Regions from separate parts of the Homo sapiens genome. Here region 2 is linked to region 1. A link is a contact called in ENCODE Hi-C or POLR2A ChIA-PET data. All regions are on one chromosome and are shown on one strand. The core of a region is the stretch at or near the end of the contact, and the rest is flanking DNA. Distances in the headings are between cores, read along the strand shown. Region 1 has its middle 14 kb from the start of HPSE. Region 2 holds the start of ABRAXAS1 (abraxas 1, BRCA1 A complex subunit).

Region 1 (6,364 bases), core at 3,031-5,530:
AAGTGCATTATAAAGCCATCAGATCTTGTGGGAACTCACTCCCTGTCATAAGAATGGCATGGGGGACCATCCCCATGATCTAATCACCTCCCACGAGGTACCTCCCCCAACATGTGGGGATTACAATTCAAGATGAGATTTAGGTGGAGACACAGAGCCAGACTATATCATTCCACCTCTGATCTCCCAAATCTCATCTTTTTCACATTTCAAAACACAACTGTGCCTTCCCAACAGTTCTCCAAATCCTTAACTCATTTCAACATTAACCCAAAAGTCAAAATCCAGAGTCTGATCTGAGACAAGGCAAGTCCCTTCCACGTCTGAGCTTGTAAAATCAAAAGCAAGTAAGTTACTTCCTAGATACAATAGGGGTACGGGCACTGGATAAATACATCCATCCCAAATGGGAGAAATTGGCCAAAACGGAGGGGCTACGGGCCCTATGCAAGTCTGAAATTTAATAAGGACGTCATTGAATCTTAAAGTTCCAAAATGATCTCTTTTGACTCCATGTCTCAAATCCAGATCATGCTGATGCAAGAAGTGGGCTCCCATAGCCTTGAGCAGCTCCTCCCCTGTGGCTTTGCAGTGTGCAGCCCTGCTCCTGGCTGTTTTCATGGGTCGGTGTTGAGTGCCTGCAGCTTTTCCAGGTGCATAGTGCAAGCTGTTGGTGGATCTACCATTCTGGGGTCTGGAGGACAGTGACACTCTTCTTACAGCTCCACTAGGCAGTGTCCCAGTGGTGACTCTGTGTAGGGGCTCCAACCCCGTATTTCCCTTCTGCACTGCCCTAGAAGAGGCTCTCCATGAGGGCTCTGCCACTGCTGCAAACTTCTGCCTGGACATCTAGGCATTTCCACACAGCCTCTAAAATCTAAGCAGAGGTTCCCAAACCTCAATTCTTGACTTCTGTGCACCTGCAGGCTCAACACCATGTGGAAGCTGCCAAGGCTTGGGACTTGCACCCTCTGAAGCCATAGCTCTAGCTGTACCTTGAGCACTTTTAGCCACAGCTGGAGCTGCTGGGATGCAGGACACCAAGTCCCTAGGCTGCACACAGCAAGGGGGCCCTGGGCCCAGCCCATGAAACCATTTTTCCATCCTAGTCCTCCAGGCCTGTGATGGGAGGAGTTGCCTTGAAGGTCTCTGACATGCCCTAGAGACATTTTCCCCATTGTCCTGGTGATTAACATTCAACTCCTTGTTACTTATGCAGATTCCTGCAGCAGGCTTAAATTTCTCCCCAGAAAATGGGTTTTTCTTTTCTATTGCATTGTCAAGCTGCAAATTTTCCAAACTTTTATGCTCTGCTTCCTCTTGAATGCTTTGCCACTTACTTAGAAATTTCTTCCTCCAGATACCCTAAATCATCTCTTTCAAGTTCAAAGTTTCACAGATCTCTAGGGCAGGGGCAAAATGCTGCCAGTCTCTTTGCTAAAGCATAGCAAGAAGACCTTTATTCCAGTTCCCAACAAGTTCCTTATCTCTATCTGAGACCACCTCAGCCTGGACTTCATTGTCCATATTACTGTCAGCATTTTGGTCAAAGCCATTCAACTAGTCTCTAGGAAGTTCCAAACTTTCCCACATCTTCCTGTCTTCTGGGCCCTCCAAGTCTCTGGGAAGTTCCAAACTTTCCCACATTTTCCTGTCTTCTTCTGAGTCCTCCAAACTGTTCCAACCTCTGTCTGTTACCCAGTTCCAAAGTAGCTGCCACTTTTTTGAGTATCTTTACAGCAGGACCACACTACCTTGGTATCAATTTACTGTATTAGTCCATTCTCATGCTGCTATAAGGACATACCCAAGACTGGGTAATTCATAAAGAAAAGTAGTTTAATTGACTCACAGTTCTGCATGACCAGGGAGGCCTCAAGAAACTTACAATCATGGCAGAAGGGGAAGCAAACATCCTTCTTCACATGGTGACAAGAGAAAGAAGTGCAGAGCAAAGAGGGGAAAAGCCCCATGTAAAACCATTGGGATCTCATGAGAAATCACTCACTATCACAACAGCAGCATGAGGGGACCACCCCATGATCAAATCACCTCCAATGAGGTCTCTCCTGTAACACAAGAGGATTACAATTCAGATTACAATTCAAGATAAGATTTGGGTGGGGACACAGAGTCAGACCATATCAAGCCCTATCAGAGCAACATGAATTCTGCAAAAATTGAAACAAGAACAAACACAAAATGTATGACTCAGGTGCAGTGGCTCACACCTGTAATCCCAGCACTTTGGAAAGCTGAGGTGGGTGGATCACTTCAGGTCAGGCATGTGAGACCAGCCTGGCCAACATGGCAAAAACCCATCTCTACTAAAAATAGAAAGAGTAGCCAAGCACAGTAGCACACGCCTATAGTCCCAGCTACTTGGGAGGCTGAAGCAGGAGAATTGCTTGAACCCAGGAGGTGGAGGTTGCAGTGACCTGAGATTGTACCACTGCATTCCAGCCTGGGTGACAGAGCAAGACTCTGTCTCAAAAAAAAAAAAAAAAATTATGATGAAGCTTGGATAAAAGAATGGTGAAATCATTGATGCTTTACAAAATATTTATGAGGACAATGACCCAAAGAAATCAACAGTTTACAAGTGGACTACTTGTTGTAAGAAGGGTTGAGACAGTGTTGAATATTAAGTCCACAGTGGCAGACCATCCACATCAATTTGCAAAAAAAGAAAATTAACCTTGTTCATGTCTTAACTGAAGAGGACTGATGATCAATAGCAGGAGAAATAACCAACACCATTAGACATCTCAATTGGTTCAGCTTACACAATTCTGACTGAAAAATTAAAGTTGAGCAAACTTTCCACTCGGTGTGTACATAAACCAGCTGCAGGCAAGAGCAGAGCTTTCAATGGAAATTTTAAACAAGTGGGATCAAGATCCTGAGGCATTTCTTCGAAAAATTGTAACAGGACATGGAACACGGCTGAAGACAAAGCACAATCAAAGCAATGGCTACCAAGAGATGAAGTGGTCCAGTCAACGCACAGTGAACTGGGCCAGAGCAAAAGGTCATGGCGACATTTTTCTGCGGATGCTCAAGGCATTTTGCTTATTGACTTTCTGGAGGCCCAAAGAACAATAACATCTACATATTATAAGAGTGTTTCGAGAACATTAGCCAAAGCTTTAGCAGAAAAATGCCTGGGATAGCTTCAGCACAGAGTCCTTCTCCACCATGACCATCCTCCTACTCATTTTTCTCATCAAACAAGGGTAATTTTGTGAGAGCTTCTATGGGAAATCATTAGGTATCCATCTTAAAGTCCCGTTTGGCACCTTTTAACTTCTTTTTGTTTCCTAATCTTAAAAAATCTTTCAAGGGCACCCATTTTTCTTCAGTCAATAATTTTAAAAAGACTGCATTGACATGGTTACATTCCCAGGACCCTCCGTTCTTTAGGGAGAAACTAAATGAAGGGTATCTTTGCTGGAGCTTATGTTCAGAAATAAAGTTTATATATATATATTTTGTTTGTTTGTTTGTTTGTTTGTTTTTTGAGACACGGTCTCACTTTGTCGCCTAGGCTGGAGTACAGTGGCATGATCTCGGCTCATGACAACCTCCGCCTCCTGGGTTCAAGCAATTCTCCTGCCTCAGCCTCCTGAGTAGCTGGGATTATAGGTGCATGCCACCATGCTTGGCTAATTTTTGTATTTTTCGTAGAGACAGGGTTTCACCATGTTGGCCAGGCTGGTCTTGAACTCCTGACCTCAAGCAATCTGCCCACCTCGGCCTCCCAGAGTGCTGGGGTTACAGGCGTGAGCCACCATGCCCAGTCAAAGTTTACATTTTTTATTTTTGTATTTTAATCAAATAATCTCGGCTCACTGCAACCTCCTCCTCCCGGATTCAAGCCACTCTCCTGCCTCAGCCTCCCAAGTAGCTGGAAGTACAGGTGCATGCCACCACACCCAGCTAATTTTTGTATTTTTAGTAGAGACGGGGTTTCACCATGTTGGCCAGGCTGGTCTTGAACTCCTGACCTCAAGTGCCTGCCTTGGCCTCCCAAAGTGCTGGGATTACAGGCGTGAGCCACCACGCATGGTCCCAAGAACTTTTTGAAGTCCTCTTGTACACACAACAAAATATTATTCAGTCTTAAAAAGGAAGGAAATTCTGACACATGCTACTACCCTGAGGATATTATGCTAAATGAAATAAACCAGTCACAAAAAGACAAGTATTGTTAAGTCCATTTATATGAGGTATCTAAAGTAGTCAAATACATAGAAACAGAAAGTAAAACAGTGATTTCCAGGCATGAGGGGGAGGGCAAAAAGGGGAGTTGTTTTTCAATGGTTATAGAGTTTCAGTTTTACGAGATAAAAAGTTTTGTAGATCTGTTTCACAGTCACGTGAATATACTTAGCACTACTAGATTGTTCACTTGGAAACGGTTAAGATGGTGAATTTTATGTGTTTTTTACCACGATTTTTAAAAGCTTTAAAATTTAGTATACATAGCAAAGGAATAGAGAATAAAGTAAATATTGTCATAATCTTACAGGCTAGAAATAATTAGCATTATTGGTATGTGTTCTTCCATACTTTTTTCCCTATGAATAGACACATACATACACAAACACACATATTTATTTCAATTAAATATGAGATCACACTATACCCACTTAATAATTGAAAAGGATATCTTTTCACTGTAATAAACATGTTTTCATGCTCCATTTTAATAGCTGCAGAGTTTTTTACATATTAGATGTGTGGCAGCGTAAAACTTTGGCAGCAGTTCTCAAAATTTCTGATCCCAGGAACCATTTACACTATTACAAATTACTGGGGATTCCAAAGAGTTTTTTTCACATGGGTTACATCTGCAATATTTGATGCACTAAAAATTAAAACTGAGACATTTAAAAAATATTTGTTAAATAATTAAGAGTAACTATAACAAATACTTTTTTTCTTTTAGAGACAGGATCTTGTTCTGTTACCCAGGCTGAAGGTCAGTGGCATGATCATAACTCACTGTAACCTCAAACTCTTGGGCTCAAGCAATCCTCTCACCTCAGCCTTCCAAGTAGCTAGGACTGCTGTCAAGTACCATCACACCTGGCTTATTTATGTATTTATTATTTTACTTTAAAGTTCTGGGACACATGTGTAGAACATGCAGGTTTGTTGCATAGATATACATGTGCCATGGTGGTTTGCTGCATCTATCAACCTGTCATCTAGGTTTTAAGCTCCGCATGCATTAGGTATTTGTCCTAATGCTCTCCCTCCCCTAGCTCCCACACCCCCCGACAGGTACCGGAGTGTGATATCTCCCTGTGTCCATGTATCCTCATTGTTCAGCTCCCACTTATGAGTGAGAACATGCCATGTTTGGTTTTCTGTTCCTCCTGGCTAATTTTTAAAAAACATCTTTTGTAGAAATGGGGGTCTTGCTATGTTGCCAAGGCTGGTCTCGAACTCCTGGCCTCAAGTGATTCTCCTGCTTTGTCCTTCCAAAGTGGTGGGATTACAAGCATGAGCCACTGCACCTGGCCATAAACACATTTCATATTAATATAAATAGCATATTTTTATTAAAAAAACTATGTTTAAAACAAGAAAATCAGCGAGAAAAGTAGCATTGTTTTATCTGCAAATCACTTTAGTGTCTCACTTAACAAAAGGCGGCTGGATTCTCACTTAACAAAAGGTGGCTGGATTCTTACATGAATATCAACATTAAATTTGTTACATCATAATACATCATGTAGTGTCTGGAAAATCGCACTGTCCTCTCAGGAGAGAATGAGGGTGAAAGGAACAAATGACATTTTAATATTATTATGAAAAGAGTTTTGACTTCACAGACCCCTTGCAGGGGTCTCCAGACTCTTAGGAGGTCTGTGGACCACATCTTAGGAATTGTTTTAGAGATGTTACTCTATGTCCCTTTTTTCTTTCTAGTCTTCTTTTTTGAACAAGTAGCAAGCTTGGCTCATTGTTTCAAATGTAGGATGTGACACAGCGGGGCAAAAAAAAAGCAGAGAACAAGCTTTTATTTTCAAAAGCCTAAACCTAAATCCATTAAGATTCTGTGAGGTGCCTCAGAGTTAACACCTCACCACGGTGCAGTTTCCTAACCTACTGCACACCTTGACACACATAGAAAATGACAGCATTTGTAGAGCACTCTGGGAAAGCTGATGCTTTCGAGGGAATCCGCACACCCTTGGTGTAAAATACATTTTGTATGTTATATAATTATGATAAGAAGCATAAAATACAGGCCACACGTTTGCTAAATATTTTATTTGTAAACAACCTCCAAATGCTGTTTCTTACATTTTCTTAATCAAAGCTTGAATTCATGAAGATAACATTTTTTTTT
Region 2 (5,647 bases), core at 585-3,084, 130 kb after region 1:
AGATTTTATATCTTTTTTTTTTTTTTTTTTGAGAAGAGGTCTAGCTCTGTCATCACCCAGGCTGGAGTGCAGCGGTGCAATCACTACTCACTGCAGCTTTGACCTCCCAGGCTCAAACAATCCTGCTGCCTCAGCCTTCCAAGTAGCTGGGTCTACAGGCACGTGCCACCACGCCGGGCTAATTTTTAAAATTTTTTTGTAGACATGAGGTCTCCTTATGTTGCCCACGCTGGTCTTGAACTCCTGGGCTCAAATGATCCTCCTGCCTCCGCGTCCCAAAGTGCTGTGATTACAGAAATATTTTATATTCTTTATAATTAATAATGCTTTTTTCCCCTAAAAGTAAAAAAGGATTATTTCCATAATGTGAGTCTTTACTGGAATCACGCGGGGGGATATCCAGAATCTAGTGTTCTTGATTTTGATACTCAAAAGACGAACTCAGGGAAGGGAAGCAGGGGGGCAATGCAAGTGCAACTAGCCAGAAAAACCACCCTTTAAAGACTTCAGGAAAAAGATCTGAGAAACAGGGGCCTCCCTAGCACTCAGGTACTTCCCAAGGGCTAATCGTTTAAGCTACCGAGGATTTACGGTCCCACTCTATCTACACTACAGGTATTCCAAAATAATTTCCACAGCTACACATATATTTTAAATGGTCATATATTTGTTCTTTATTAGGTATTACTTTGTAAGGTTATCTGAAATTGTATACATAAAACATACCAATTCCAACCTTTATTAGGATTGTGCCAAAGAGCAATTTTGTAATGTTTAGATTTTGTAGAGACCGGGTCTCACTACGTTGTCCCCGATGGTCTCGAACTCGTGGGCTCAGGTGATTCACCCGCCTCGGCTTCCCAAAGGGCTGGAATTACAGGCGTGAGCCACCGCGCCCGACCTATATTAAGGCAATTTTGAGTAAAATAGACGTTATATCTTAAAATGAACTTAGCAGAAATTACTAGGCATTGTTCAGCAGGGTATTCTCCGAACTGTACCACACAGCAGGGAAGTGTATTTCAGATGCTTAGACTTTCTTTCTGCAAGTTACTGAAAGTGCTACAGGACATTAACTACTTCCGAGCTCAACGTTTTACAGCGTTTCTTTAATTTCATAGAACTTTTAGAAAATAGGCAACGTACTTTTAAAAACTGTTTTAACAAATTTAATAACGCAAATAAAAAGATATCTGATATACCAGATTAAGCTGTTCCATCCACTAAGATTTGCCACTGGACGCAACATCTATTTTTATTCCCTTACCATCCTACCATCGCAACAAACACGCACAGACGCTGCTCTGCATGAAAAAGTCCGCCTGGTTTTGCAAACGCCTGTCGGGCGTCGCGAGAAACGGAAAGTTTACCGCAGGCTCCGCAGAGCAGCGGAAAGACGCTCCGTGAACTTTCCATCTTTTCACGCCCAAGTTTCCACAGCTACAGGGGCGCCGAGGAAAGATGGGAGCGTGTGGGACACTTGGGTCGGAAAAGGGAAATAACGGAGGATAGCAGAGGGAGGGCTAATGCTGGAGAAGACTTCGTGGGCACGAGGCACCTCAGGGACCGCTGAGGGGGAGAGAAGGCAGAGCCGCGACCGCAGGGAGGAGGCGCGGCGGCGTCGGGGGAGCGGGCGGGGACCGGAGCAACAGCGGGGAGGCAGGCCGCGCGCAGGGCTCTTCCCAGGCGACGCCGGACCCCGCCCCGTCCCTCGGCTCACCGTGTCCGAGTCCGTGTTGAGGTGCTGGAAAGCGAGTGCGCCGAGCACAAAGCCCGAGAGCACCGCCGACGTACTCTCCCCCTCCATGCTACCGCCGCCTCAGGCTACACAAGAGGACGAGGGCGGGGCGCGCGGAGGCAAGACCCTGTGGTGGCAGCGAGGCGGGGCCCAGCGAGGAGGCGGGGCCTGCGCCGGCGCACGGGCTGCTGCGCGCTCCGCAGAGGGGCGGGGCGAGGGGGCTGAGGGCGGGCGCGGGCGGGTCCCCAGCCGCGCGCTCGGCTCCTCCTTCGCTTCTGCTGCCGGCCTCTCCCGGAAGGCCGCTGCATGTCGGTACCACTGCAGAGGGCTGCGAATTGCTTTTGGTGGCCTGCGCCTGCTGAGCGACCTGTCACAAACATGCAAAGCTATCAAAATGAACACGGTTGACAGGGTCATTTTAAGACAAGCAATGATTACAAGAATAAAAGAGTTGAGTAGCAACATTACGATGCCACAGTGGATATGCCACGGTTTTGGTTTTCAAGCTGCATTTTAGCACCCTTCACTCACTGAAACTTACAGAATACTAATAACCATTTGGGGATTGTCTTTGCTAGAACTCTCTAGCCATGTTCTGTGTCTGTGTGTTTGTGTGTGTGCATGTGTGTGTTCCCTTGCTTTTAGAAAACTTCAGCCTAATTTAAACAATACATGGATATTTAATGTTCTGACAGTTTAATGATAGGCATAATCATAGTAAGCTGGTTCATTTAATGTAAATGGTAAGGTGAGTGGACCAGGGCTTGGCAAATGTATTTTACACACACACACACACACACACACACGTAAAGGTATGTTTCTTAAATGACTGAAAGTAAGCATAATAGCAGACTACTGAATTAGTGTGGCACATTTGTGGGTTTTGTTGTCAAGCAGTTGTCTGTGGCTGCGTAACACACAATACATATGTATATAATTAATGATTATATATTTATTCCCTAGAATTAAGTTTCTTGCCTTCATTTTGTAGGGGTGAAGGGAAAGCTCTGCCCTCTGAAGGTTCACTGGAGTGAACTAACAAAAGAAAAGATGAACAGAAGGAAAAGGGATACGAATTTATTTTATTTTTTATTTTTTTGAGACTGAGTCTCGCTTGGTCACCCAGGCCAGAGTGCAGTGGCACCATCTCAGCTCACTGCAGCCTCCACTTCCCGGGTTCAAGCGATTCTTCTGCCTCAGCCTCCTGAGTAGCTGGGATTACAGGCACGTGCCACCAAGCCCGGCTTATTTATTTATTTTTTTTGTATTTTTATTAGAGACAAGGTTTCACCATGTTGGCCAGGCTGGTTTCGAACTCCTGACCTCGGGTGATCTGCCCCCTTCGGCCTCCCAAAGTGCTGGGATTACAGGCGCTCCCGACTGGCATACAAATTTATTAATGTGCCCTGGAGAAAATCACAGTAGAGTGATTACCCAATAATCCAATGAGGTTCAGATGCTTATGTACACTTTTTCATAAGGGAGAGGGAGATGGAGGAATGTAAGTAATTTTGAGGATCACAATTGATTCTTTGGATGAGCTTGAGGGATTGCTTGCAAAGAATTCTTTGTGGAAGTTGGATGAGCCCAAACAGCAGTCAATAACTTAGTACAAAGTTCCTCTGGGCTCTAGATTTGATGTTTGACTTTCAGTCTTCTTTCCACAGTCAGTAGATAATGAAATTTCAATGAAGGGGTGGAAGACAATTGTCGTAGGGTTGATAAAGAGTGGACAGTCGTGCAGGAGTATGATTACACAAAGGGAGTATGATGTAATGGTAACAAACTGGGGGAACTTAGAATGGGCTGTTTGTTCAGGTTCTTCTCTGTGTCCTGGTGTCTTCAGAGGTAAGGATATTCCTTTTCTCTATGTAAAGGGAGGGTACCTCTCAAATGATGGTCTTATGACCTACTTCAGGGAAGGACACCGGGTTTTATGGCCTGCCTCAAGGGAGATGGCCAGAGTATTCTTTCTATGGTTTATGGCCTGCTTCAGGGCAAAAGGAGTGAGGGGAAGGTGCAAATGACCTCTTTGCTCTGCTATTTTCTCAAATGCTCAGGTGCTATATTTTGGAGTAGTGTGTCCTGAACCACATCACTAGTTTTACTTCCTGCAACCCAGAGCAGCACAGTAGCTGAACCAAATACTCCTTCGGAAGCCAAAAAAGCTTGGGTATGAGTGGAGATAAGGAGAAATAGTAGATGAGAGTAAAGGAATAAATAAACGGGTTATATAATGAGGGAAATCCAATATTCATTAAGACCTCCAAAGAAACTCAAAGCAAGGGATGATATTGTCTCTTATCTTAATTATATCAGATGCCTGAAATAATGAAGATATATATTGCTAAGAACTCTGCTTTTGAAACCTGAAAAGATCAAATGGAAGCCTGAGTGGCCACACCCTGGGAGGCATTTTCTTTTCTTTTTCTTTTTTTTTTTTTTTTGAGACGGAGTCTCGCTCTGTCTCCCAGGCAGGAGTGCAGTGGCATGATCTTGGCTCACTGGAAGCTCCACCTCCTGGGTTCACGCCATTCTCCTGCCTCAGCCTCCTGAGTAGCTGGGATTACAGGCGTCCGCCACCACGCCCGGCTAATTTTTTGTATTTTTAGTAGAGACAGGGTTTCACCGTGTTAGCCAGGATGGTCTTGATCCCCTGACCTTGTGATCCACCCACCTCGGCCTCCCAAAGTGCTGGGATTACAGGCGTGAGCCACCGCGCCCGGCCTGGCATTTTCATATGATAGGCTGATGGACTGGACAGGTTATTAGTAATTGAATGGGGTTTTAGAAATGTGCAACTATCTTTTAACTCTTATGATTCTTTGCTATAAGGAATCAGTGGTCAAAGATCAAGGATTTGTCTGTAGTATAGTAAAAAAGAAAATAAATATTTAGTCTTTGTCCTGAGTTCCTGGCGTGGGAGCTTCTAAAACCTTAGGAATTTACTGGTTTTTGTATGCTAAAGAATGACTCATGGGAGAGTGTATTCGTCCCTTCTTGCACTGCTATAAAGAAATACCTGGCCGGGAACAGTGGCTCATACCTATAATCCCAGCACTTTGGGAGGCTGAGGTGGGCAGATCACCTGAAATACGAGTTTGAGACCAGCCTGACCAACATGACAAAACCCCATCTCTACTAAAAATACAAAAATTAGCCAGGCCTGGTGGCGTGCGCCTGTAATCCCAGCTACTTGGAAGGCTGAGGCAGGAGAATCACTTGAACCTGGGAGGTGGAGGTTGCAGTGAGCCGAGATCCTTCCACTACACTCCAGCCTGGGCAACAGAGTGAGAATCTGTTTCAAAAACAAACAAACAAACAAAAAGATTGGGCACAGTCACTCATGCTTGTAATTCCAGTGTTTTGGGAGTCTGAGCAGAGAGTATGGCTTGAGGTCAGGAGTTTGAGACCAGCCTGGGCAACATAGCAAGACTCTATGTCTTCAAAAACTTTAAAAAATTAGGCCAGGTGCGGTGGCTCATGCCTGTAATCCCAGCACTTTGGGAGGCCAAGATGGGTGGATCACGAGGTCAGGAGTTGGAGACCAGACTGCCAATATGATGAAACCCCGTCTCTACTAAAAATACAAAAATTAGCTGACCATGGTGGTGGGCACCTGTAATCCCAGCTACTTGGGAGGCTGAGGCAGGAGAATCACTTGAACCCAGGAGGCGGAGGTTGCAGTGAGCTGAGATCACGCCACTGCACTCTAGCCTAAGTGACAGAGCAAGACTCCATCTCAAAACAAAAACAAACAAACAAAAAATTAGTCCAGGTGTGGTGGCTCGTGCCTGTAATCCCAACTCACGCCAGTAATCCCAGCACTTTGAGAGGCCAAGGCAGGTGGATCACCTGAAGTCGGGAGTTCGAGACCAGCCTGGCCAACATGGTGAAACCCTGTCTCTA

Evidence for each region. Hi-C counts contacts between places; a loop is a spot of excess contacts on that map. ChIA-PET counts read pairs that join two places held with the same protein, here RNA polymerase II (POLR2A). Pooled maps may share reads with other maps.
Region 2: a loop to region 1 is called in a pooled map, with 8 times the contacts of the local background. The contact joins the promoter of ABRAXAS1 here to the enhancer-like site in region 1. A Hi-C loop is called at or near these places in 3 of 168 maps with a recorded cell type or tissue (HepG2, OCI-LY7 and endothelial cell of umbilical vein), 2 of 37 single-sample maps with no recorded cell type and 11 of 50 pooled maps. POLR2A ChIA-PET finds 5 or more read pairs at or near these places in 3 of 52 experiments (HEK293, OCI-LY7 and T-cell).

The regions. Positions count from the first base shown.
Region 1 is chr4:83,346,076-83,352,439 of GRCh38, forward strand. No RefSeq gene overlaps it. Among named protein-coding and RNA genes, the nearest start is that of HPSE, 14 kb to the left of the region's middle. Within about 2 kb of position 4,281, at least 4 of the 41 ENCODE cell types and tissues checked have a DNase peak (open chromatin) inside an H3K27ac peak, as active enhancers do.
Region 2 is chr4:83,483,266-83,488,912 of GRCh38, forward strand. ABRAXAS1 (abraxas 1, BRCA1 A complex subunit) reads right to left here and starts at 1,835. Exons shown (of 9, transcript NM_139076.3): 1 at 1,721-1,835. The coding sequence starts at 1,807. RefSeq lists a silencer at 1,561-2,050.